3 separate regions of the Mus musculus genome follow, and regions 2 and 3 are each linked to region 1. Evidence: chromatin loops called from intact Hi-C (ENCODE). Cell type or tissue: heart. All regions are shown on one strand.

What was found. A loop is a pair of places that touch in the nucleus more often than their neighbours do. Peaks named below come from ENCODE experiments on the same cell type or tissue, not always from the same donor. Only the 100,000 strongest peaks of a DNase experiment are listed, where the experiment ranks them.
Region 2: it touches region 1 in a loop (6-fold over the local background); 12 of 42 quality-filtered maps call a loop at or near these places.
Region 3: a loop joins it to region 1, with 8 times the contacts of the local background. A loop is called at or near these places in 7 of 42 quality-filtered maps.

Annotation. Positions count from the first base shown.
Region 1 is chr11:95,823,431-95,831,430 of GRCm38, forward strand. It overlaps Phospho1 (phosphatase, orphan 1), which reads left to right and starts at 1,070. Exons shown (of 3, transcript NM_153104.3): 1 at 1,070-1,279; 2 at 5,236-5,345; 3 at 7,121-8,000. The coding sequence starts at 5,301. The coding sequence ends at 7,879. It overlaps Abi3 (ABI gene family, member 3), which reads right to left. Exons shown (of 8, transcript NM_025659.4): 8 at 6,642-8,000. It overlaps Gm38958 (predicted gene, 38958), which reads right to left and starts at 981. Exons shown (of 1, transcript NR_164195.1): 1 at 525-981. In heart, a CTCF peak has its summit at 4,245 (motif pointing right); DNase peaks (open chromatin) are centred at 1,011, 1,651, 4,421, 7,511 and 2 weaker places; H3K4me3 peaks cover 4,104 bases; H3K27ac peaks cover 2,677 bases; H3K27me3 peaks cover 4,008 bases.
Region 2 is chr11:95,766,884-95,774,883 of GRCm38, forward strand. No RefSeq gene overlaps it. Among named protein-coding and RNA genes, the nearest start is that of Gm38957, 6.0 kb to the right of the region's middle. In heart, a CTCF peak has its summit at 3,992; DNase peaks (open chromatin) are centred at 4,978 and 6,568; H3K27ac peaks cover 439 bases.
Region 3 is chr11:95,977,212-95,985,211 of GRCm38, forward strand. It overlaps Igf2bp1 (insulin-like growth factor 2 mRNA binding protein 1), which reads right to left. Exons shown (of 15, transcript NM_009951.4): 3 at 2,410-2,458; 4 at 2,071-2,122. Among named protein-coding and RNA genes, the nearest start is that of Mir3063, 18 kb to the left of the region's middle. In heart, CTCF peaks have their summits at 1,523 (motif pointing left) and 4,006 (motif pointing left); no DNase peak of the experiment used is centred here; H3K4me3 peaks cover 2,005 bases; H3K27ac peaks cover 2,793 bases.

The DNA.
Region 1 (8,000 bases):
GGGCCTAGAATAGGTAGCAACAAATTATAAGAGACCCACCCTCCCACCCCGACTCAAGATAAAAGGCCCAGGGCCTGAGCACCGCTAGGTAGAGCTAGGTAGAATAAACACCGGTAGCCCTTGGACTTCAGGAAAGAGGTGAAGGGGCGCTGGCGTGTTAGAGAGGGAGCAGGGGCAATGGAGACGTCGCCCTCAAAGATTTGGGCGGGTGGTCCATCGTATCGGCAACTTTTCTGCCAATCTGCCTTCTGCTGGTGGAAGCACGGAGCTCTGGTATTCAAAGCTAGAGGATGATAGGAGAGTTGAAGGTAGACCCAGGCCAGGGTGCACCTCCTCACCCACAGATCCTGTTCTGTGACTGAAGTGAGGTGTCCTTGTGTTCGAACTCTTGGACAAGTCTTTTCTCCTGGGTTCGTCGCACCGGTTCAGAAAGTGCAGGTTTCACCTCCTCTCTTTTAATCGTAATCTAGTGTTCTGAGGGGTGGGAAGGAAGGGAAAGCTCGCCAGAGAGGAAGAGCGGGAACTTGGGAGAAAGCGGGTTTTATTTGCACCACAGTGCTCAAGTGTCGGTTCTCCAACTCCGAGTTTAGGCGGTGCTGGATTGGGAGAGCTTTTCCATCGGCAAGCCCGAGTACCCGGTAATTTGGGGACAGGGTTCCGAGGACTCGGCAGGATGCCGCGACTCCTCCCGGAAGGGCAGAGGGCGAGCTCGGAGCACATGGAGGGAGGGCTGCTTGGCGGGCCGGTCACCCGGCTGTCCCGCGACAAGGAGGGAAGCCGGGCGGTGGAAGGGCTGCCTGCAGAGTCCTGGCGCCGAGCCCAGCAGGAGGCGGGCAGTGTGACACTGACTCACGCACGTGCCCACGCGCACGCAGAGGGTGCCCCGCACCCACGCTCCTCGGACGGGACGCGCCACGCTCCACCCGTCCCGCCCGCCCAGTCTCACGGCCGCTCGCGCGGCCTCCGGGACAGCCCGGAGGCGTGGCTCCCGGGCAGCCCGCCCCTTTGATGTGCGCCGGCGCCACGGTGATTGGCTGGGCGCTTGTGACGTGCGGGGACTGCGGTGGGCCCGGGTGCTGCGGCTGCCGCAGCGCCCGCCGCGGCTCGGGCTCTGGCTCCCCGGCATTTAAAGGGGACGCGGCGGCGGCCCCGAGGATGGGGGGCAGGTGGAAGGGACGGAGCAGAAGCACATCATCCACAGTCCCTCGGGGCTGGAGGGATTCGTGAGCCGGAGCTCAGAAATCCGGGGGTGGATAAGACCGCGTACCCCCCAAATCCCGTAAGCACCCCTTGCTCCATCCTGTCCCTAAATCCCTTAAGTAGCCCCCTTCCCACTACTTCCACTCCAAACTCAGCTGGGACAGACAGCGTGACCGCTGCTGCCCCGCATGAGTCTTGGGCTCCGGGAGGACCGCGATCTAAATGTTGGGGTGGGGGCTGTGTGTAGTTTGAGTGTGTTTCATGTGCTTGGTGGTGGGGTAGTCCCAGGGGCAGAGAACTGAACCCCCTCCTTTCCCAGGTTAATGGTACCCAGTGTCCCTTCATCTCCGGGGACTGTCATAGCTCCCCGCCACCCACAAGTCCTTCCTTCTCCCCGAGCTACGCACCCCCCGCCCGCATTAGAGCGAAGCGCCCGCCAGCTGGGGGTGTGCCAGAGTGCCTGCTTTCCAGTCACCTCTAAAAATATCTCTCCTGCTACCCCACCGGCAGCTGCCATCTCCCTGCCCCTACCCAGTAAGAATCACCTCTGCTTGTCCACCCCAGGCAGGGGACCCCAGAGGTGACGCCTAGTCCCAGATTCCTCACTGGCACCGGGGCGCAGACTAGCTAGGACAGGGAACATACAGAGCCTCCGGAGTTCAGGTAATTTCTTCAAGAGGCAGTAGAGATCCCTGAGTTTTAATCCTATTTCTGATGCTGTGTGATGTAAGCTGGACCTCTCTGCACCCCCTCCCTTGCCCATTACGGGTTAATGAACAAGAAAGGAGTTTGTGAAGTTGCGAGTGTTGGGGGCAGGAATCCTAGCTTAATTGTCAGATCTAATTTCTAGTGATGGGCATACTTATTCTTGAAGCAGAGAGGGCTTGACAGTTTTTAAGTGCTCACCCCCACTCTCAGTCTGCATGTTTCTTGTGGAAAACTCCCCAAACTTTCCTATGGGCTCTACCCTCTCCCCCATTAGGAGAATTTCAAGCTTAGACTTAAGTTAGTGCACACACACACACACACACACACACACCCCTACCCCGACTTCCCACAGATCTAACCTAAAAGTATTTGTATCAAAGGAGCAGGCAGGGGCTGTGATAGGGAATCAGGGCTGCAAACATTGATCTTAGATGAGACTAGAAAAGGACTTCCCTCAGCCCCCAAAAGTTTGCCTCCTGGCTGCTCTAGCATGTGGGAGAAACTCAAAGGTCCTGTCCTGTTCTCCACGGGGACTCTGGTGGTCACACAGAATTTTTTGTTGCTTTGTTTTTCTAGACAGGGTTTCTCTGTGTAGTACCGGCTGTCCTGGAACTCACTCTGTAGACCAAGCTGACCTCTAACTTAGTTTCACCTGCCTCTGCCTCTGCCTCTCTGCCTCTGCCTCTGCCTCTGCCTCTGCCTCTGCCTCTGCCTCTGCCTCTGCCTCTGCCTCTCTGCCTCTCTGCCTCTCTGCCTCTCTGCCTCTCTGCCTCTCTGCCTCTGCCTCTCTGCTTCTGCCTCTGCCTCTCTGCCTCTGCCTCTGCCTCTGCCTCTGCCTCTGCCTCTGCCTCTGCCTCTGCCTCTGCCTCTGCCTCTGCCTCTGCCTCTGCCTCTCTGCTTCTGCCTCTGCCTCTGCCTCTGCCTCTGCCTCTGCCTCTCTGCTTCTGCCTCTGCCTCTCTGCCTCTGCCTCTCTGCCTCTGCCTCTCTGCCTCTGCCTCTGCCTCTGCCTCTCTGCCTCTCTGCCTCTCTGCCTCTCTGCCTCTCTGCCTCTGCCTCTGCCTCTGCCTCTGCCTCTGCCTCTGCCTCTGCTGTGATTAAAGGCAATGCCCTGCACTGCCCAGGACTTATCGCTTATCACCTGTCAGAAGTGAGTGACTTTTTTTTTTAATGGCAGTTGTTTTGAAACAGGAATTTTCATGTAGTTCAGGGTGGCCTCAAACTCAGATTCTCTGCCCCTATCTCCTGCATCACCAGCTGCCAACTGGTCTATGCTATGAAGCCAGAAAATAACTAGGGGTGAATGGGGCAAGGACCAAGTGTCTGTGAGGCTGTGTCAATTTTTGGGAAGAAACCCGGAATACCTGGCCTTCTGCTCTGCAGAGAAAAAGACAAGATTACCAGAGTGGAGGCGCTGGACTTTAATCCCAGTGTTTAGGAGGCAAAGGCAGGAGGATCTAAGTTCAAAGCCAGCCTAGTCTACAGAGAGAATTGCAAGCCAGCCAAGGTTAGGTAGTGAGAGCCTGTCAGCTGTCAGCATTGGGACTGGTATAATTCTTTCAAAGGAAGACAGGCAAGTAGTTAACCCCCTCCAAGAGATGAAAATTAATCTTATCAAGAGTATTTTTATTACATGCCTGGAATCTCTGAACTCAGGAGGCTGTCCAGGTTGGTCGACCCTGTCTCAAAATTAAATACAAAGATAATGGGTTAAGGGCATGCTGTATAGTATCTGCAAAGCCCTGGGGTTGGTCCTGACTGTGGGACGAGGGGAGTGAAGCAGGAAGAGAAGAGAAGGTTGTTCTGTGTGGCTGCTGGTGACCCGTTTGGTTTGTATCTTTGTATCTGACCCTTGCTTCCCTCCCTGCCTGACACTTAGTTCCTCTCTTTGTGATTGCTTTTACAATGGGTGTGGCACCCTCTGACCTATCACCTCTAACTCTTGTCTTGGGACAAAGGTTATATCAGCCGGGATTCCAATGGTGACAGTTTCCCCAATGTCCCTTGCATGCGGTTCCCTCGTCTACCATCCCTGCCCCTTTCTCTCTCACTATCTCAATAATGTTGTCTCCCAGAGCACTGCTAGTTTTTGCTAGTGAGCTTTAACCTCTTTCCAGTTACTAGCTATAGGTTCTTTGAGGGGATAGAGAACACTGAGAGCTACTTCCTGTCTCTACTGAAAAGCTTTGCTCTGAGAAAGCGAGGGTGGTCAGCTCTATAAAGAGGGTTCCAGAAGCTGTGTCCTCTTGATCCTTCCCTAGTCTACTCTGGAGGCAGTGGCTTCTGCTGCCTTGGGATAGTCAGGGAGTGTGTCACCTTGAGAGTCAAGAGTTTACGGTGCCACCCATTGCTACCACTAGAGGGCAGCAGCCACCTAGTTTTTTTTTCTTTTCTTTTTTTTTTTTTTAATCTTTGCTCTAGTATCTTTCCAATTCCAAGCTGTATCTTTCCAATTCTAAGGGGCTGGCCTCTGGTCTCATAGCCTAGGGGTGGAGGGGTAGGGGAGTAGGGAGGCACCAAAAGCTGTAAATGGTATCTGTATAGATGCTCTAATGAAGGTCCTAACCAAAAGATCACCACCCAGTCACTGAAACTCCCGTGGAAATTTCAGCTTGCCCTGTTGGTGAGATCCCTGAACAAATTAGTGCCAGAGGTGAGTCTCATATCTCCTGCAGGCCCAGGGCTCTCAGCCTCTAGACAGTAGTGAAGTGTTTATGAACCAGCTACCACCCTGCTGAAGCAATGCAGCCTGTGGGAAGTGAGTTGATTGCTCTGCTCTCTGTCTTCCTGGCTGTGATGAACCATGCATGAGATCAGGAATAAAGGTGACTGGTAAACCGTGATGCACCCCACGACTCATGTGTGGGCAAAAGGTCACGCCAGACCAGCCTCTGAGATCTGGTTTTGAAAAATCTCAGCCACTTTGAGTGAGTGACCTTTGGGTGAATCTCCTACTTAATCTGTCTACAACTCCAACAGTGTCCTCTGTAAACCCTCCGGTAAGCTAGGGAACTAGCCAAGGGTGCTGTTAGCAAGGGGCGTGGCCTCGGTGTACATGTAAGAGTTTGCTTTTGCTCGTGGGCTTGATGGAAGAAATAGTCTGATGGGATCAGTAGCGAAAGGGAAGCCAGTGGGCAGGCACTTTGTTTTGGAGACAGAATCTTTCTATGTATCCTGGCTGTCCTAGAATGTACTAAGTAGACCAGGTTGGCCTCAGACTCACAGAGATCCACTTGCCTCTGCCTCCCAAGTGCTGGGACTAAAGGCTTGCACCACCATACTCCAAATAAACAGGTATGGACTTTTTGTGGATTCCCTCCCGCCCGCAGGAGCTCTGGATGACAGCTGGAGACCAACAGTTTCTAAAGGTGGTGGTTAAGATAATATACTGACAATGAGCGGGTGTTTTCCAGCTGTTGGACTACGATGCCTATCTAGGGTAAGTGGAGCCCTTCAGAATGAGGCCTTAAGCCCCTACTTTTCCACCCTGGGATAGGAGGAGCCCTCTTCAGCCCCCTTCAGATTTGTCCTCTCCACTGGAGCTCTATGGATCCCTGAAAATTTTCTCTTCTGTGGATCCTGGTGTCTCATATAACAGGGATCCAAGCCAGAGATTCCACAGGCTGGTAAAACCCCAGGGGTGACTCCTGGAGGGATAAAGTGGAGAAGACAGTTCTCTGAGGGAGAGAGGTGGCCAAGCTCCAATACCAACTCTGAAATGAGGTGTGCCAGGCCCAGAAGTAATAAGAGTGGGTGAGGCTTAGGATGCTGTCACTTGGTTGGTAGAACTCTGTTAATGCCAGCCCTAAGAAGGTGAACCAGGAGGCTCAGGAATTCGAGTTCATGCTTATCTACAAAGCACGCCTGAGGTCAGCCTGAGCTATAGGGAACCCCTTCTTTAAAAAGAAAGAAAGAAGTTGGGGTGTGTGGATGTGTGGTGGGAAACCAGGTTCTGTTTTGGTCTTTACCGCACTGGGTGGGAAGTGCATGCAGGAAGGTAGAAAGGCAAGCCAAGGGAGGGATATTCTAGGACAGGATCTCTCTGTCTCCCTCCTTATAGCTGCTGGCAAACAAAGGTGACAGGGACATGCTTAAGTTGGGTGGCTTACCTGCTGTGTCCGCATGCTTGCTTTTCATTGTGCCCCAATACTCACTCCCTTTGCATCCCCAGCTGTTTTCCCTTTGCCAACTTCCCAAAAGATGACTGACCCAAAGTCTCATGACTACCTAGAGCTCCCACTATGTTCCAGGAGCCTACTCTATCCTCCCTGCCTGACTTCATCCCAGACACCCTCTCCCTAACACCCCCTCACATAGCTGCCCACCCCTGCCTCCCTCTGCCTTTTTAGCCACTGCCGCTCTCTCTCCCCTCCCCTACCTGTCTCCCAGGTATGCCGTGGCCTGGTGAGGGGGGCTCCCACCTCCTTAAGCCCCATTGCTTCTCCTGTTGCCTGCTTGCTTCGGACTCTGGCAGAAACCCCACCTGCTGGCACGTGCTTCCCAGGGAATTGGCAAGTGATTAGCATGGGCAGCACATTAGCACAGGGCCCAGCAGCTCCCAAAGAGACTCCCAGGGTCTTGTGTGGTTTGCATACCTACCTGGTAATTTCAAGGGCTAAAACCTAGCTCTCTGGCCAGGCCCAGGGAGGCTCAGGAACTTGGCTTTCCAGGCCTGGCACTTATTGGCATCCAGGCCCAGGAAAGACCTGAGACTCATTGCCCACCCGGCCTTGGTGATGTCAATGGCTTTTCCAGGAGCCTGGCTCCTCCATTTATTCTTGATCCCAGGGGGATCACGGGAAAAGGAGGCTGCTCCCCCTGGGTACATGAATCTGCTGTCTACTCTGCTCTGACACCAGAAACCTCCAACCCAGTTGAGGAGTCTCAAGGAGTGATCCTTGACGAGTCATCCCCTCTCTTAAGGGATCCTATGAGAGCAGCAGAAACCGAAGCCAAGGAAGCTTTTGGCTTCAAGACTAGTATGGCCCCCTTGCGTCGACCCCAGCACGATTAACTGAGAGACAGGCAAGGGACGGCGGGGTGTGGGCAGCACATTGGTTCCATCTCCTGCTTAACCAGCCTTGGGTCCTCCTCAGGTCTTGGATGTGCCAGCGACCCTGGCTGTGGCCCGCTAATCAGCTTCTCCCTGGCCGGCTCCCGCCGCGCCGCCTCTCGCTTGCCTCCTCCTCCTGCTCCTCTTCCCCCTGCTCCCAGGACGGCAGGATGGCTGCGCCGGGCGCGCCTCGCTTCCTCCTCACCTTCGACTTCGATGAGACCATCGTGGACGAGAACAGCGACGACTCGATCGTGCGTGCCGCGCCAGGCCAGCAACTGCCCGAGAGCCTGCGTGCCACCTATCGCGAGGGCTACTACAATGAGTACATGCAACGAGTCTTTAAGTACCTGGGTGAGCAGGGTGTACGGCCCCGGGACCTGCGCGCTGTCTACGAGACCATCCCCCTGTCGCCAGGCATGGGCGATTTGTTGCAGTTCATAGCCAAACAGGGCTCCTGCTTCGAGGTTATTCTCATTTCGGATGCCAACACCTTCGGTGTGGAGAGTGCCCTGCGTGCCGCTGGCCACCACAGTTTATTCCGCCGCATCCTCAGCAACCCGTCGGGGCCCGACGCGCGGGGACTGCTGACGCTGCGGCCCTTCCACACGCACAGCTGCTCGCGCTGCCCGGCCAACATGTGCAAGCACAAGGTGCTCAGCGAATACCTGCGTGAGCGGGCCCGCGACGGCGTGCACTTCGAGCGCCTCTTCTACGTGGGTGATGGTGCAAATGACTTTTGCCCCATGGGGCTGCTGGCGGGCGGGGACGTGGCCTTCCCGCGCCGCGGCTACCCCATGCACCGCCTCATCCAGGAGGCACAGAAAGCTGAGCCCAGCTCCTTCCGCGCCCACGTGGTGCCCTGGGAAACAGCCGCCGATGTGCGCCAACATCTGCAACAGGTGCTGAAGATGTGTTGAAGACCATCGCCTGCCAGGGGTGCTCGGGACAACCGACGGAGGAGGGACGGGACTGGGGATTGGTTAGGATCACCTAGTTTTACTACCCTCCTCTTTCCTTTCGCTTTGCTATGCTCCTCCG
Region 2 (8,000 bases), 57 kb before region 1:
AATAACAGATTTTAAGTCAAGGCTTTCTCTTTACACCATTCTATCTTCAAAGGCTTTGTTGTGGCAAGGATTACTTAGTTACAAGTAGACCAGGCTAGCCTTGAATTCACAGCCTGAGTGCTGGGTCTACAGGAGGGAACCACAACCGGCCCCTCCCCCAAGAGTTTTGTTGTTGTTGGGGTTCTTGTTTTGCTTTTTTTGAGAAAGGGTCTCTCACTAAATACCTACGCTAAGCTGAACTCCCCAGTGGATACGGTCATGGTTACCTCAAACCCATGACTCCCTCACCTCAGCTTCCCAAATGCTGGGCTCGTTGTACCTGCTCCCCCCGCCTGGCTTCCACAGCGATGTTTCTGTGTTGGTATTACGTTGTTTTGGGTTGAGTCATGCATCACTTGCTTTCTTCTCATGGATTTATCATTTGGATACAAACTTTTTTAGCCTAATTCATTAGGCTAATTCATTAGGCTGCTGCTCTCAAACTGAGTCAGGCTCAGACTGGGTTAGGTTTTAAAACTGAAGGAAAAGAAGATTTAAAGGCACGTGGCTTCATTTTATTTTATTTGTATATTATTTTGACTTGATTCTTATTTTTAGCAAATGGAGAAGTCTCCACATAAAACTTTAATAAAGTTTAAAGAAACCTTTGTAAATCATTGCCAGGTACTGTCTTAGTAACCCTCAGCCTTAGGCCTCACCACGGGCCTTTCCAGAGTTGTCCAGTCTGAGAACCTCATCTGTTGACAGTATCCTTCTGAGCTAGCCCCCACCCCATACAGCCCACCCCACAACCTCACCCCGTCTAACCAGAGGCAAAAATCTTTGAAGTTTGGAATTTTTAACTTCTTGAAAATCTTTTTCAGTTTTATGATTGTTGAGTGGATGTGGATGTGTGTTTAGTTTCATTTTTATTTCCCTAGAAGATTTAAATTTTGAGACTATGAAGCAGAGAAAGAACTCCACTGCGGAGGCGTGTGTGTGTGTGTGTGTGTGTGTGTGTGTACACATGTGCACATACTCATGAATGCACACATCTATATGGATCTAGTCCCTCTTGGAGGTTTGGTTAGGAAAACACACTAGAGTAGGTGAGCTTTTTGTATTTAAAGAGAGAAAAACTAAAACTTCCATTAAAAGAACCCCTCTGTTTAAGTCAAAGGCGCCCCCTTTGTTTAAGCTACTGTATGAAAAATACCACTTTTGTTACTTTGATGGTCCACATGCTAGAGATTTTGATGCTGTTCCGCATGTGTAGCATGCCATGAGAAGAGAGAGTATGTTAGAGCTAACCATTTTATCAACTAAAAAAAAATCAGCTGGGATTCTTAAACTTCTAACCCTGAGCAAAGAGTCACCAGGTTTAAGGTTTTTCTCTACTTAAAACCAAGGTAGAAAATTCCCAGGAGTTCTCGCTCTCTCCATTTTTTTTTTTTCTTTTTCAGGAATAAAGGGTCATAAGCCATTAGAAACAGTGGCATTGTTATGCAATAACAGCTCACTAGCTAACCTACAGTCTTGGGAAGCAATGCTGACCTTCCAACCCGGAACTACCTCGCTAAAGCAGCCCAGAGGTCCCCACTGCACTCTCTGTGGAAGCCATAAAAGTCGCCAGTGTGTCCGTTCACCTTCACAGCTGAATACTTTTGTACCCGCTAGGCCTGTTTATAGACTTATAATCAGACCTTTCCCTCTTAGGGGACAGCTTTTCCAAGACTCCAAGGAAAGTCAGATTCCTCTGAGAATTTTCCTCAAGTTGCTTCAAAGAGCAACTTTGTAGCTCTCCAGCTTCAGTAAATTTGTTTAAAGAACCAGATGCCATATCATTCAAAAACATTACGTTTAATTCAAAACTACTGTGCAGACCTACATATTCTGAAAACAAACTCTTCCTTTTTGTTCCCTTAGTAGAGGCTGTGTTGTTATAAAGTGGGTCTCTCTCCACCCTGTTAACTCAGGGCTTCTGGTTGATGTGTCGGGACAGCGTCCCTGGAGTTGTTTCTGTTACTGTAGCACAGAGACCTGAGTACCTGGCCGTCTGATCTCCTACTGTCTACGCAGCTTTACTCTCATCACTCTGCTCTCGAGTGCCTTCAAAAAAGCCCATGTCCTGGAGCCTCTGTCCCGGTCTGAATCCTACCTCTGATTGAGTCGTTCTCCTGAGCATCGGAATTCACCCTCTTCCCAAGGGCTTAACTACAAACTCTAACACCTGGCTAGGAATTGTGAACACAGTTGTGTATTGTTGCCCTGTCATTCACGGCAGGGTCACCTTTGTAGCTTCTTTGTATCTTATTCCCCCACCCACACCACTTCTGGACTAGAGCCATTTGTCCTTCACCTTCTAGTCTTTCACCACAGACCGACGGTTCCCTTAAAAATCAAAGGTCACCCAGTGCATCTCTGGGTCATCTTTTTCTCATCTGATGAAGTCTTCCTGAGTACCTACCCTTCAAACTAAAGGAGCGCGAGCTGCCGCTGGGGCGCACATAGCATCGCGTAACACTTGGTTCTTCCAGTGGCTAGCCTAGTCATAGGAGGAGAAAAGTGCTCTCTGGGGTTAACAAATTCCTTTCTTGATTTTTGATCAGCCCCTCTCTCTCATCAGCCACCTGTCCCCCTTGTAAGCCCCATTACGTCATTTACAAAGTGTGATTGATGTCTAATGTATGAAAGACGGAGGAAAAAGGAAGCTGATGTGTGCTCTGTGTGTAGTATGTGCACTTCACTGTAAAGATTACTTTAGCAACTGGCTGGTCTCTCGTGTCCCAAATTAAAGTTTGTGCTGTGTAATGGGTTGATAGTTCCCTCCTAAAGCAAAAACAGATGAGCTCTTTCGGTGAGGAAACAGGATTTTTTTTTTTTTTTTTTTTTAGGCAAATGAACACTAATTAGAGTATCCTGACCTGAGTCAAAAGCTTTGCTTTCTGACTTACAGTCTCTTGCATCTTTCCTTCCAGTTATTAGTACCCAGGCACCCAAGACTGATTGATGGTCGCACACCGTGGGAGACTTGAAAGGCGGCTGTTGATAAATTTTTCATCCTTTTTTTTGTCTGTGAACAGACAGGATGCCAGTGGGTGGGACAATACCAAATTGTGAGAATTGGGTTGAAAATACAGAAGTCAAGACATTGGAATGCCCCACTGGCTGTTTGGATTGAGAGCGGCATGCACACTGGAAGAGGTAGAGTCTGTGGTGCAGAAATCATTCCCAAGTGTCTAAAGGACCCTCCATGTTTGCCGCTGCGGTCAGTCTTGGGAACTGGGTGCTTTGAATCGGTTCCTTTTTCTCCAGTGTCCCGGGCGTTTGGATAGCGAAGAGCCATAGTCACCTGTCACTGGGAAGACCCATACCCTTCGAGAAGGATGGCTGCGTTATTGTGTCTGGATTAGGATACTTTTGGTCAAGTATCAAAGAGAGTTGTTGCCCCTCAGAGGTTTCCCCATCACTAACCCCAGCTTACCTTCATCCTATTTGAGCTTCTCTGGTGAGATTGGGGATATGGCAGATTACTCGAAAATGATTTTATAGGTGATGGAGATGCTCAAAAAGGGAGGGAAGCTGGGGCTTTGTTTAATGTCAAAAGGAAATCGGATGGTTTCAGTCGAGTCAAGAGCCTGCCTGTATGGGTCTGAAAAGAGAGCAGTGGCTTGTTTCTGTGTCTCTGGCTCCCGTGAACGAGCACAGCCTCTCCATCTGCCTTACCATGTAGGGAGCCAGGGAGCCAGAAACAGGGTCTCCATCACACCCCGAGTAGGCTCTGTGACTCTGGCTGCATTGGAAAATACACATGATCACTCACTTGAGTTAAGTTGGAAAGAAATAAATGGTGTAGTGTAATGTCTGTGTTTACTTCTCAAATTGTATTGCTAGATATGTGGCCTCAAAAAACCAGGTGAATTATCTTCCAGAATATGAGGGGTTGGGAGTAGGGGTGAGGGTTGTTTTGGGTTTTTGTTTCCTCTGCAGTACTTGTTTTGGCCATACGGGGCGATAAAGTACTTTCTTCTTAGCTTTTAAGTCTCTTCTGGGCTACCTCTTGGCTCACTGATTGGATTTGACTAAAACATTTTCACGATCACTAAGTTGAGCAGTTACTCAGGCCTGGTGATGTGAGCAGAGATGGGGTCCTGTGTCTGAGGTCCATGTGGCTCGTCAGGCATCATAACCAGCAAGCCTTTGTTAATATTGGTTCCATGAAACCGAAAGCTAGCCCTTATCATAAAGGCTCCATTGTTTACTAAACGCAGAACTAAAGGTGACCCTCCTCCCTGTTTCCACCCTCCCATTGCAGCCCAGTCTGCCCTATCACATCTGTGACAGCAGTGGGGACCTCTCATGTGTAAGCACACGCTCTCTCACTTTTTCTGCTCCAGGTGGGTAGGAAGGTCTCCCAGAGCAGGCCTGGCCCTCTCTCTGCACAGGTTCCTTGTCTTTGGGCTCCTGGCCCTCTTCAGCTCTCGGGGAATATTGAATGCGTCCTTTGCAGTGTCTCCAGAGGAACAGTTGGCTATCCACTCAGGAAAGCACAGGCCTGAGGCTGTTTACCTTGCAGGGTCAGGAAGCATTTTCCTGTGGAAGGGCCTCCTGCTGATTTTCTCCTGGTCCTTTCCCCCAGCAAGAGTCTGTGCAGTGCCAGTCGGGGGGTCCTTGTAATTCCAGCCCAGGCAGAAGTGGAAGGGAAGCAGTGACCAGGGTAGATAGCAGGTGTCCGGGTGTCCCCACAGTCCTGAGGTCACTTGCACTTTCTCATTTCTTAAAGGAAGTCCAGTGTTCTTGCCAGGAATCCTTAGCCTTAGGTTTACAAAGCTTGCTGTTGAATGTTCGTCCGGAGGAGTGTAAGAAGGCAGGAACTGCTTGGTTCCAGTCCTGCCTGCAAGGTCAAGAAGGTTTAAGACTACGTCTAATCTGGAATCCTTACCTCTGTAGAGGGCGTTGAAGGTCAAGCTGGGACGGTGAGGGGTGCTGTAAAGAAGGTCATTGGGCCTTCAGTTGTGGGTGGGGGTGAGTGGTGGGCAGGACAGAGTCTTACTAGGATGGGAAGGAGGGAGAGGAGGGCTTGGCCCAGGGAGCTGGCCGCATGGTGGGTGGAGCCAGGTGGGCTCTGAACTGGTCCAGATGCCTGGCTTCCCTTAGCCATCTTTTCCCTAGCATCCTGTCAGACCCCCGGCGTGATGATATGCTTCCCTGTGTTAACTCTACCAATATTATTTTTTTAGCAATGGAAATGCACTTTTTTTTAATTTCAACTCAATCATGATTTTAAGTATAAAAATTTATAGATTGTTAAAACTACTTTTTTGTGTATTTTTAACCACTCAATGTAGCATTGTATATTTTATTCTTATTGAGACTCTGGTACAAGGTGTGCCATTTAATGATTTTTTCCCCCCAACATGCTGGGCCTTTGGATGTGTACGGTAACCAACTTCATGCTAATGTTCAAAGTAAAAAAAGAAAAGTAGCCATATTCCCACGTGTCTTCTCTTCATTTCTTCTCCAAGCTCAGATGACATTTTGAGGGCCCCTTGGTCAATGATTGTTCATTTTATGTAATCATGTGACCCACGTCTGTATTATTGGTTCGTATCTCCAATGCTGTTGGTAGTGTGCCTACCCTAAGCCCCAAATCCAGCCTGGTCCCTTAAGAATAACATTCTTCCTGTCCCCCACCTGCCTGTCCAGTTAGTTATAGTGACTGAGTCTCAAGCTTGTACACAGTAGGTAAACTGTACCACTGAGCTACATCCTGTGTCCTCCTCTTAATTTGTGTTTTGAGATAGGCCCTTACTGAGTCGCCCGGGCTAGTCCTAAACTCACTCAGGAACTCAGGGAGGCCTTTAACATGCTGTCCTCCTGTCTCAAGCTTCCTGACAAGCCTGGGTCACAGGCTGCACCACCAGGTCCGTGTGAGCCTGTACGATGTACTTCCAAGTCTGCCCCGATCTCATCTCTATAGTGCTGCTGCCTTGGTGCCCCTGAGCTGCAGGCAGCAACACTGCTCTGGCCAACTGAGCAGTGAGCGCAGACTTTCCAAGAGGGGTGTTTGGGGGAAGGATCAGGATTGGGTGTGACCCAGCTAGAAGAGTTAACCCCAAGTGCAAACAGCTTATCCAGTATAGTCAGTGGGAGGCAGCTTTTCTCCTCACCCCCGTGGGGTTCAGTCCCCCAGCCAGTCATATCAGTGTGTCTGGTGAGTGCCTAGAGAGTGAGAGGTGGGCAATACTGGGAGCCCTCACTCTCACAAAACATGCTCTCCAGTGGAGGAAAGCTGACTTGCTGATCTCTGTCAGCTAAGCCTGGAGCCATGGCCTGTATATAATTCAGCCACGTGAGAGGCCGAAGCAACAGGATCTGACATTCAAACCAGCCTGGAAAACTCAGTGAGACCCAGATTTCAGTACAAAACAGGAGGATCTGAGGATGGTGTTGGGTGTCCACCCAGCATGGCAAAGGTCCTGGGGCCCATTTTTGCACTGGGTGAGGGGGCATAGGAAGGGGTATATACATTTAAAATTATGTAATTTGGTGTCAGGTGATGTGGGTCCCTGTAACCTGAAGCTTGCCCTCTGAGATAGGGCTGTGCCAACTGGAAGATAAGCCAGCTCTGTCACAAGCCTTTCCAATTCACATCTACCCTGTTTGTTCCTTTTACGGGATTCCAATTAGGGAGTTTAGTGTCTAGGAAGGAAACCGTATTGTTCACATTTCCCTCTGTTTGAAACCTCGTAGAACAGAGCAGAACTGAACAGATCACAGAATTGCCTTAGAGTGTGATGTGTGAGTGTATGTGTGGTGTGGTATATGTGTATGGTGTGTGTGTGTGTGTTTGTGTGTGTGTGTGTGGCATGTTATGCATGCAGGTGTTCCCTAGAAGGCCAGAAAGAGGGTGTCAGATGCCCCGGAGGCTGAAGCTCCTGACGGTTCTGAGCTGCCTGATGTGGGTGCCGAGATCAGCACAGTTTCTTTTCTTTGTTTTCTGTTTGTTTGGTTGGTTTTGATTTTGAGACAAAGGCTCACAGTTGCCATGATTGGCCTGAAGCTGTGTGAAGACCAGGCTGCCTCTTCGTCCTCAGTGCTGACATTAACGGGTGTGGCCACGCCTAGCTGTTCTTGTCTTGCGGATGGATTTAGTAGTCCTGGCTATGTACTACGCGCTATGCATTTGAGGGTGACACTGAGCTCCCATTCTTCCTGCTTCCAGCTCCCAAGTGCTAGGTTTACAGGTGTGTGCCACCAGGCCCGGCCACACATTTCCCTTAGTAGTACACCACCAGCATACATTCCACCAGTGGCTTTCAGACTTTGTTTTTGTTTTTGGGAGGGTTTTTGAGACAGGGTTCCTCTGTGTAGCCCTGGCTATCCTGGAACTCACTTTGTAGACCAGGCTGGCCTCGAACTCAGAAATCTGCCTGCCTCTGCCTCCCGAGTGCTGGGATTAAAGGCGTGCGCCACCACGGCCGGCTCAAACTTTGAATACAATGCTAGTAAGAAATATGTTACTGGTATTTTCTGTCTAACACACATGCAAACATTTACTTATATAAGTGAAAAAAAAAATCAAGAACGATAGCCCTATCTACTGTGCGTTTATTCATTCATTTATTTGAGAGAGTTTCACTGTGTACTTCTGGCTGACCTGGAGCTCATGATATAACACAGGCTGGCCTTGAACTTACAAATCTCCAACCTCAGCCTCCCAAGTCCTATGACTTAATTGCCTATTGATATATGTGTATGTATGCTTTGTGTGTGTGTATGTGTGTGTGTATGTGGTATGTTTGTGTGTAGTGTGTATTATTTATGTGTGTGTGTGTGCTTGTTCGTGTGGGGGGGTGTGGTGTGTGGTGTGTGTTTCTGTTTAGTGTGTGTTATGTATGTGTGTGTTCTTGTTCAGGTGGGGTGTGTGTGTATGGTGTGTGTGTTGTGTGTGTATGAGTATCAGTAGGCCAGATGATAGCCTCAGAGTGTCATCCTCAGAAATGTTATCCACCTCCCTT
Region 3 (8,000 bases), 150 kb after region 1:
ATGTCCTCTTCTGGTGTGTCTGAAGACAGCTACAGTGTACTTAGATATAATAATAAATATCTTTTTTTGTTTAAAGAACACTTAGACCTCAGACAAAGCAACTACTGCTTCTTGAAGAGTTTCCCAAGTGGGCTGCGGTGTAGTTCACATGGAAAAAAGGCACTAGTCGTGCGCCTTTCCCAACCCACAGCGCACACACAGGAATACTATTTAGTCGTAAAAATTTGAAATCCTGTGACAACTAAAGGGAAGTAGAGATTACTCAGTTAAATTAAAAAAGCAGGTTCTGAAAGGTAAGAAACTCTCAGGACCATAAAAGCCGCCAGGAAGAATGAAGCCTGGAAGGAGGAGTGGAGGGTGAGAAAGGAGGGCAAAGGAGAGGAAACAACAGAAAAAAAGGAAAGTAGGGGAAAGAGAATTAAGACTGGGAGGGGGAGGAGTCTGACTGAAGGGAGAATACAAATTCCCATGGCCAAGGGAGCGACAGGGAAGGAGGGAGGCTTGGGAGAGCTGACTGCCGGGCCAAGTGACAGTCAGACAGACAGACAGAAGAGTACATCAGGAGCACTCCTTTCTATGTGATATGACAGCAGCAGACCACACTGTCCTACAAACTTTGGAGGGTGACAAGATGTTAAATGTTTTCACTAAGAAGTGATTGAGGAGACTGGCGGGCCTGCCTCAATTTAAGCAGGCCATGATACCCAGGAACATGTAATGTCCCTACATGATGGTTTAAAAAACATCTAAAACAACCTCATCTTGGGGTGTGCAACCAAATCACTCCAAGCTCATTTCCTCTGGAACAAACCTGACACCACAAGCAAAATCAAAACCGCAGCTGAGTTTGTTCTTTTTACAACTCAGGATCCCTATGCCTCCTTCTGTGGGCCCAATATTCAAAAAGGTTTTGCCTGCCCAAACTATTAAGGAATAAACTTTTTTCAAACTTGTCCTTCATTTTGATTTCATGTGTATAGATGTTTTGTCTGTATAGTCCCTTGAAGGTCAGAAGAGGGCATCAGATCCTCTGGAACTGAAATTACAGATGGCTGTGAGCCTCCTCTGGGTGCTGGGTCTCTGGGAGAACAACCAGTGCTCTTAGTAACTGAACCATCATCTCTTCAGCCCTCTCCCACCCCCATCCCTTTTATTTTATTAATTTTTGTTGTTGTTGTTGCTTTTAATTTGTTCTTTCAAGAAAAGGTTTCTCTGTGTAGCCCTGGCTCTTCTGGAACTCACTCTGTAGATCAGCCCACACTGGAAGAGATTCCCCGCCTCTTCATCCCAAGTGCTGAGATTAAAGGAGAACACCAACACGCCCAGAAAGGAGGTTTTTTGTTTTTCCCTTGTAAAAGACAAGATCTCTCAGGCTAGAGAGATGGCTCAGCTGTTAAGAGCACTGCCTGGTCTTCCAGAAGTCCTGAGTTCAATTCCCAACAACCACATGGTGGCTCAAAACCATCTACAATGGGATCTGATGCCCTCTTCTGGCATGCAGATGTACATGCAGAGAGCACTCATTTATTAAATAAATAAAATTAAATATTTAAAAAAGACAAGGTCTCTCTATATACTGCTATAACAGTACATACGGCTGGCCTCAAACACACAGAAATGTTCCTGCCTCTCAAAAGCTCAAACACCCAGCCCCTACAAATTTCTGTTCTCAAATTACTGAAATGTGATTCCTGCAAGCTTGGAACTGAGACTCCTTATTGAGAAGGAGTAATAAGGCCCGATGTGGTGGTCCACGGCTTTAATCCTAGTACTCAGGAGGCAGAGGCTGTCAAATCTAAGTTCGAGGCCAGCCTGATCTACATTACAAGCTCTACATTGCAAGTTCCAGGCCAGCCAAGGTTACCCTGTGAGAGCCTGTCTCATTGAAGACAAGGAGAAGGAAAAATGTGTCCAGACTGCCCATCACACAGTAGCCCAGTTTCATGGTTCTACACGGTAGGACGAATGCTGGAGCCAGAGTCCAGCATATGCGCAGGAGTGTGTCTTCCCAATGGATCTGATCACAGGATCGCTTGGTGCTGAAGCCACTTAACTCCTTGTCCGTCTTACCTTGCTCACAGTTCTCCACTGTACCGTACTGAGCCAGCAGGCTATCTAGCACCTGGAGGGGTAGAAAAAAGGTGTCTGAGTATCCTGGGGCCTGAACACCCCTTACCCCAAAGCTCTGGGCACCAGCAGGAACTAGACATTTTGACGGCCTGAAGCTCCACCCCTTAGGGCCCTACATGCTGATGCCATCATCAGTGTTTGCAGGGATGCACTGGCTCTGGCCCCAGACCCTACTAATCTCACACCCAGGGGAGACTGGTTATTTCTACCAACTTAGTCGGACAGAGTCCCATGACCAGTCTCCACCAAACCTGTACATTAACTTCTCCAAACACTTACTTCCCATCGGAGCTGAGGTGGAATATTGCGGATCTGTATTTTCCGACTCCTGAAAAGAAAGGGCAAAACATGATTTAGACAATTCCAGATGCTTTGGGCCCATGACCTGGCAGTTTCTAATCCTTGTCCCAGCTTGTTAGTTCACCAAAACCATAGGATGGTGGCTTCCTCCCCAGTGCTAGGGACTGAATTCATGGTCTGGCACAAGCTAGATCCCCAGCCCTAAAAATAGTAACCTAAACTGGGAGCAGTTGCCTTTAATCCAAGCTCTTAAGAGGCAGAGACAAGCAGATCTCTGAGTTCCAGGCCAACCTGATCTCCATAGTTAATTACAGGACAGCCGGAATAAACAGTGAGACCTCATCTCAGGAAAAAACAAAGAAACACAGACTAGCAACCCAGTAAGGATGCAGACTTTCGAGCAAACAAGGCTTCACCCTATAAGCCCGAGCACTAATAGGACGTCAGAGAGGAACTCGGAACCAGATGTTCTCAGCGTAACGGCAGCAGAAGATCGAACATACTGTTTTGATGCTTGCTACAGCGGTCCCATACTTCTCTCTCCATCAAAACAAAGCCAAGAAGCTAGAGAAAGGGTGCTTGGGGCTCTTATAGGACAGGAGTCCCGCTCCTAGAGCCCATGTGAGAGGCAGCTCACAACTGCTTGAACCCCAGCTCATCTCCAGCACCTGACCCACTGGTTACATACCCACACATACGTACTTAAAATAAAGCAAATCCAAAGTCAAGTAAGACGGTAACTATTAATTAATCCAACACCTCTTTAACTAGCACCTACTTCAAGCTGTACTTTGCTCGCAGGACTGGGGCACAGCAATGAACAAAAGTGGCGGAATGCCTGACCCAGGCGCTCACATCGTATTAAGGGAAACAATATATGCGAACAATTGCATAAGATAATAATAGTACAGTGGTTAAGCCCTTGGCACAACTAGGGATCTAAACCACTTATTAGCACATTAGAAGATTACTTAAGTTCTTTGAGACCTGGTCTCCCCCCGCTTTGTACAACAAGGATAAACCCCATTCACAAGTGGGAGGTGGCATTAGATAGTGTTTGTAAAGCGCTTAGGAAAGACTTGGGGTGAATTCTTAAAGTGTAACAATAGATGCATCTATGAATGGCTAAAGTTCTCCAGAGTGATCAACACACAGCGCAGCATCAGGACCACCTTTTTTCTCCCAGGTGACTATACTATACTTACTCCATCCCAGCTTTCAAATGGCTCTGAAAAAACTGATTTCCCTTGAGGAATGCAGGTTCAAGGCTAAGGTCCAGAGTGACCCAGAGAGTCTGCTCACCACCCAAATCAATACCTTAATCTCTGAGCTTAAGACATTTAGATTGACTTGATGGGTTAGTCAATTGTCATTTAGATCTCTGTGTGTCTTTGATCCCGTACAAACCTTTAGTTCAAAGACGAGATCCAGGGCGGAGATCCAGGGCGTTGGAGAGATGGCTCAGCGGTTTAGAGTACTGGGAGCTCTTCTAGAGGAGCAGGATTTAATTGCCACCAGGCCCAGGATGAGTTACAACCTTCTATAATGAGGGGGATCAGATGCCCTCTTCTGGCCCCTACAGGCACTGCATGCACAAGGCACACAGGCATACAGGAAGGCAAAATACCGGTGTAGTGTACCCAAGGTGAGAGAATGCTGAGTCACGTATGCTCAGTGGGCTACCAGAAGAGCTGGCATCAAGCTGTGGGGTGGGGCAAGCAAAAAGGAATGCAAGGCCCTAACAGTGGGTGTGTTGGCCTTAGTTGTCCTAGGCAGTCCCTACCAAAGCAGGGTCTAGTGTAAAATAGAAGGGTCTCTGTGATCCACTGAGTCTGAAATTCTGAGAGCGACAACTCCTTGTTGACAAGCTACAGCAGGGAAAATCTGGGAATGACATAGCTAAAAGAGTGGAGCAGTGGTGTCCCCGGCTCCTTTAGCTATGTCACCCCTGACCCAAACCCAACCTCTTCCTCCTCAAACTCAGCACTCAAGAGGCAGGGGCAGGCAGATCTCTGAGTTCGAGGCCAGCCTGGTTTACACAATGAGTCCCAGGATAGCAAAGGTTATACAGAGAAATCCTATCTTGAAAAAGAAATAATAAAAAGCTAAAGGAAAGGTGGATCTGTTTGAAGGAAAACCTTGGTGGTTTGTGAACTTGACCTAACAAAGTTAGAGTAGATACAGTGAGGATTGGAAACAGTCAGCTGAGTCTGGAGGCTTGAGCCATGATTCCAGGCTAAAGCAGGACTGATGCACGCACAGGCCAGTCTATAGAACAGTAGGCCAGTCGGAAGGTGGCGTTGCAGTGATAGAAGAGGAGGGGAAGACAGACAGACATAACTCCACGAGTACAGCATTTGTCTAGCAGACACAAAGTCCTGCGCTCAAGTCCCAGGACTGCACGGATAGATAAGCCTGTCGACCCTCTGTAATCCCAGCACCCACAGTACTGGCAGGAGAACCACAAAGTCAACACCCGGTCCAGCGGCGTGAGGCGTGCTCTGTGTCAGACACACACGGGAAGCCAACAAGCCCATTGCTGAGTCCTTAGACCCCATTCCACCAGGTACCAGATCCAAGGACTGGCCAAAAGGCAGCTTTGGATCTCCCTGGTAAGGGTTTCTCACAAAACACCTTTGCTAACCAAATAGATACACCGAGTATGTTCAGATGGGTGAAGAATCTGGGAGAAAATGAACAGTGCCCAGCCCCGGACACCTCCCCCCAGGAAGTCCTTCTGGATAGAGGGGAGATGAAGGCAGCCTGCCTAGGAAGAAACAAGGCATACAGCAACCCCAGAACAGGAGCCTAGTTTGAAAGAACCCATTAGTGCAATCCCAGGTCAAAGGCCAAGACTTGCCTGTCCAAACTCTGATTTGGGGCCTTCTATTCAGTATGGCAGGAGCAGGGTGGTAGCAGTGAAATCTAATCTCTGCAAGGATGTTTGTTAATCCATATCCAGAAAGCAATGGCAGGCAGATTGGCTGGAATGTCTGGAATGTTCCAGGAGCGGGAGGGGGAGGAGGGCAGGTCTACCCAACCAATGAAAGAAAGACATCCCAGCAGCCCTCCCTCACCCTCTAGGGCATACACACCCCATCCTGGGAACCCACTCTAGGCTCCTCCCAGACTTCCTTCTCAGCAAAGCCCCCAGCCCTGATTAAAACCCAAGGGGATAGCCTGGAAGAGGACCTTTGTCTTCTAAGCCTGGCTTTCCACTGAGCCTGGTGCTACCTAATTCCTTTCAGGCCCAAACCGCACAGGGCACTGCTGGGACCTGTAACCTAAATTCCCTTGCTTACATTACAACCCCTTTGGATAACTTACTCATCCCACCTATGAGAGGCCCAGAGTTGGCTGCGTTAGGCTGGTGTGCTGAGGGCTTACAGTGGCTCTAAATCTGTGGCTTACAACTCTTTGGGGATCCACAGACCCTACTTACTTACCTACCCTTTCACAGGGGTCGCCTAGGAGCTGATATCAGGACAGAACATTACGGTTCATAACTGTAGCAAAACTAGCTACGAAGTAGCAACAAAAATAATGTTGTGGTTGGAGGTCAGCACAACCTTAGGACCTGTATTAAAGGTCCCAGCGTGAGGAAGGTTGAGCTGGCTTAGAGCTCCTGATGAGTGGGAGCACAACTCACACTTCCCAGGGGTTTCTCCTGGTGGGAGCTAAGTCCAGCAAGCCCCTGACAGTATTCTAAAGGAGACCTGGAGGTAGAGTGGAAGGGGCGGTGACAGTCATTGCTGAATCTAAATAAATGTGTTCACAATGACAGAGAAAGAAAGTCTTCCACTCCTCCATCTCTGCTACATTGACCCTGCTCCAATAAACCCGGGTCTACCAAGGCCAGGCTGAGTAGTGGTTATGTCCTATAGGTAAAAGGGCACCACACCTAAGCACTCTTAGTGCCGGGAGGGCCAAGCCCAGCTCCAGCAAGGAGAGAGAACCAGCTGCCCTGACCCTCTAGCAGCTATAGCGCCGCCAGCAGTGGCCATTAAAGGCAATGGTTAGAACAGCCAAAATGGTTCCTAAGTGCAAACAGCTTTCCCCTGTTCTCTGCTCGCTCTGACCCTCAGAGATCCAGCCTGGAGGGCAGCTCAACAGACTCCTGCTAACCAGGAAATTCACCTGGGGATGTGAGGACACCTGGGGATGTGAGGACAGGGAGGCCAAGCAGGGGAAATATGCCAGGAGAGATTTAAAGAGGCAGAGAGACAAAAGAACAACGCCATACACCCATCACACCGCCATACACCCATCACACCGCCATACACCCATCACATCGTATACACACATGGGGGTGCTTGGGATTAGGAGTATCTCTCCCGGGTCCATTTTATAGAACTGTGTTCATTTTATAGAAATGTGCTACCGGCGGCTTTGTTTGACAGCCCAGGGCCGAGATTAAAATACGCCATGAGTATCCTGTCTGCATTTCATAATCACTGAACGCCAAAGCCAGGAGTAGAACCAAAACTCCATCTACTTTTTTGTTTTGGGTTTCGTTTGCTTTTTGAGACCTGTTTTTTCTGCATAGCCCTAGCTGCCCTATGTAGACCAGGCTTGCCTCGGCCTGGGTGTGCTGGGTGGTGCTGGGATTAAAAGCACGACTCACTATACCCAGCCTGAAGCAGATCTAGTTTTCCAGATGTATAGTTTTACATTTTGTTGAAAGGCCATTTTTCTAGCATACTAGAAACACCAATTAAGATAATATTATCTTCTGTTTTGGTTTTGAAATGAACTTCTATACACTGGAATTACAGGCAAAGATGAGCTACAATGTTCGGTTCTACAGGGTCCTAGGTATCGAGGTCAGGGCTTTGGGATTCTAGCTATACTCCCAGTGCAGTCCGACCCCCATTTTTTTTTCCTGTGAGTTATACTCTGTAGCCCAGACTAGCCTCCAACTCAGAACAATCATCCTGATACTCTACCTGTTCTTTTAAGGATTTAAGATTTAGCCGGGCAATGGGTGGCACACGCCTTTAATCCCAGCACTTGGGAGGCAGAGGTAGGCAGATTTCTGAGTTCAAGGCCAGCCTGGTCTACAAAGTGAGTTCCAGGACAGCCAGGGCTACACAGAGAAACCCTGTCTGGAAAAACCAACACCCACCCACCCCCCAAAAAATGGATATAAGATTTTCAGAGTTCTCTTTTTTAAAAGATTGTTCATTTTACGTGTATAAGCCTGCACACATGTAAGTGCTGAACACGTATGATGAGGTGGTGAGGCTCTGGGGTCTCAGATACCCTGGAACCAGAGTTAAGGGTGGGTGGCTCTAAGCAGCCTTGCGATGCAGATGCTGGGAATGGAACCTGAGTCTTCTTGATGAGCAGTCAGTGGTCTTAACTCCTGAACCAAGCCAACTCTCACAAAGTTCTTATTCTCTGAAAAAGTGCTCCCTTCACCTCCACACCCAGAGCGAAGTGTTGATGGCTAAGTTCCCGGGCTGTGGAGATGGCTCAGTGGTTAAGAGCACTCACTGCTCTTCCAAAGGTCCTGAGTTCAATTCCCAGCAACCACATGATGGCTCACAACCATCTGTAATGAGATCTGA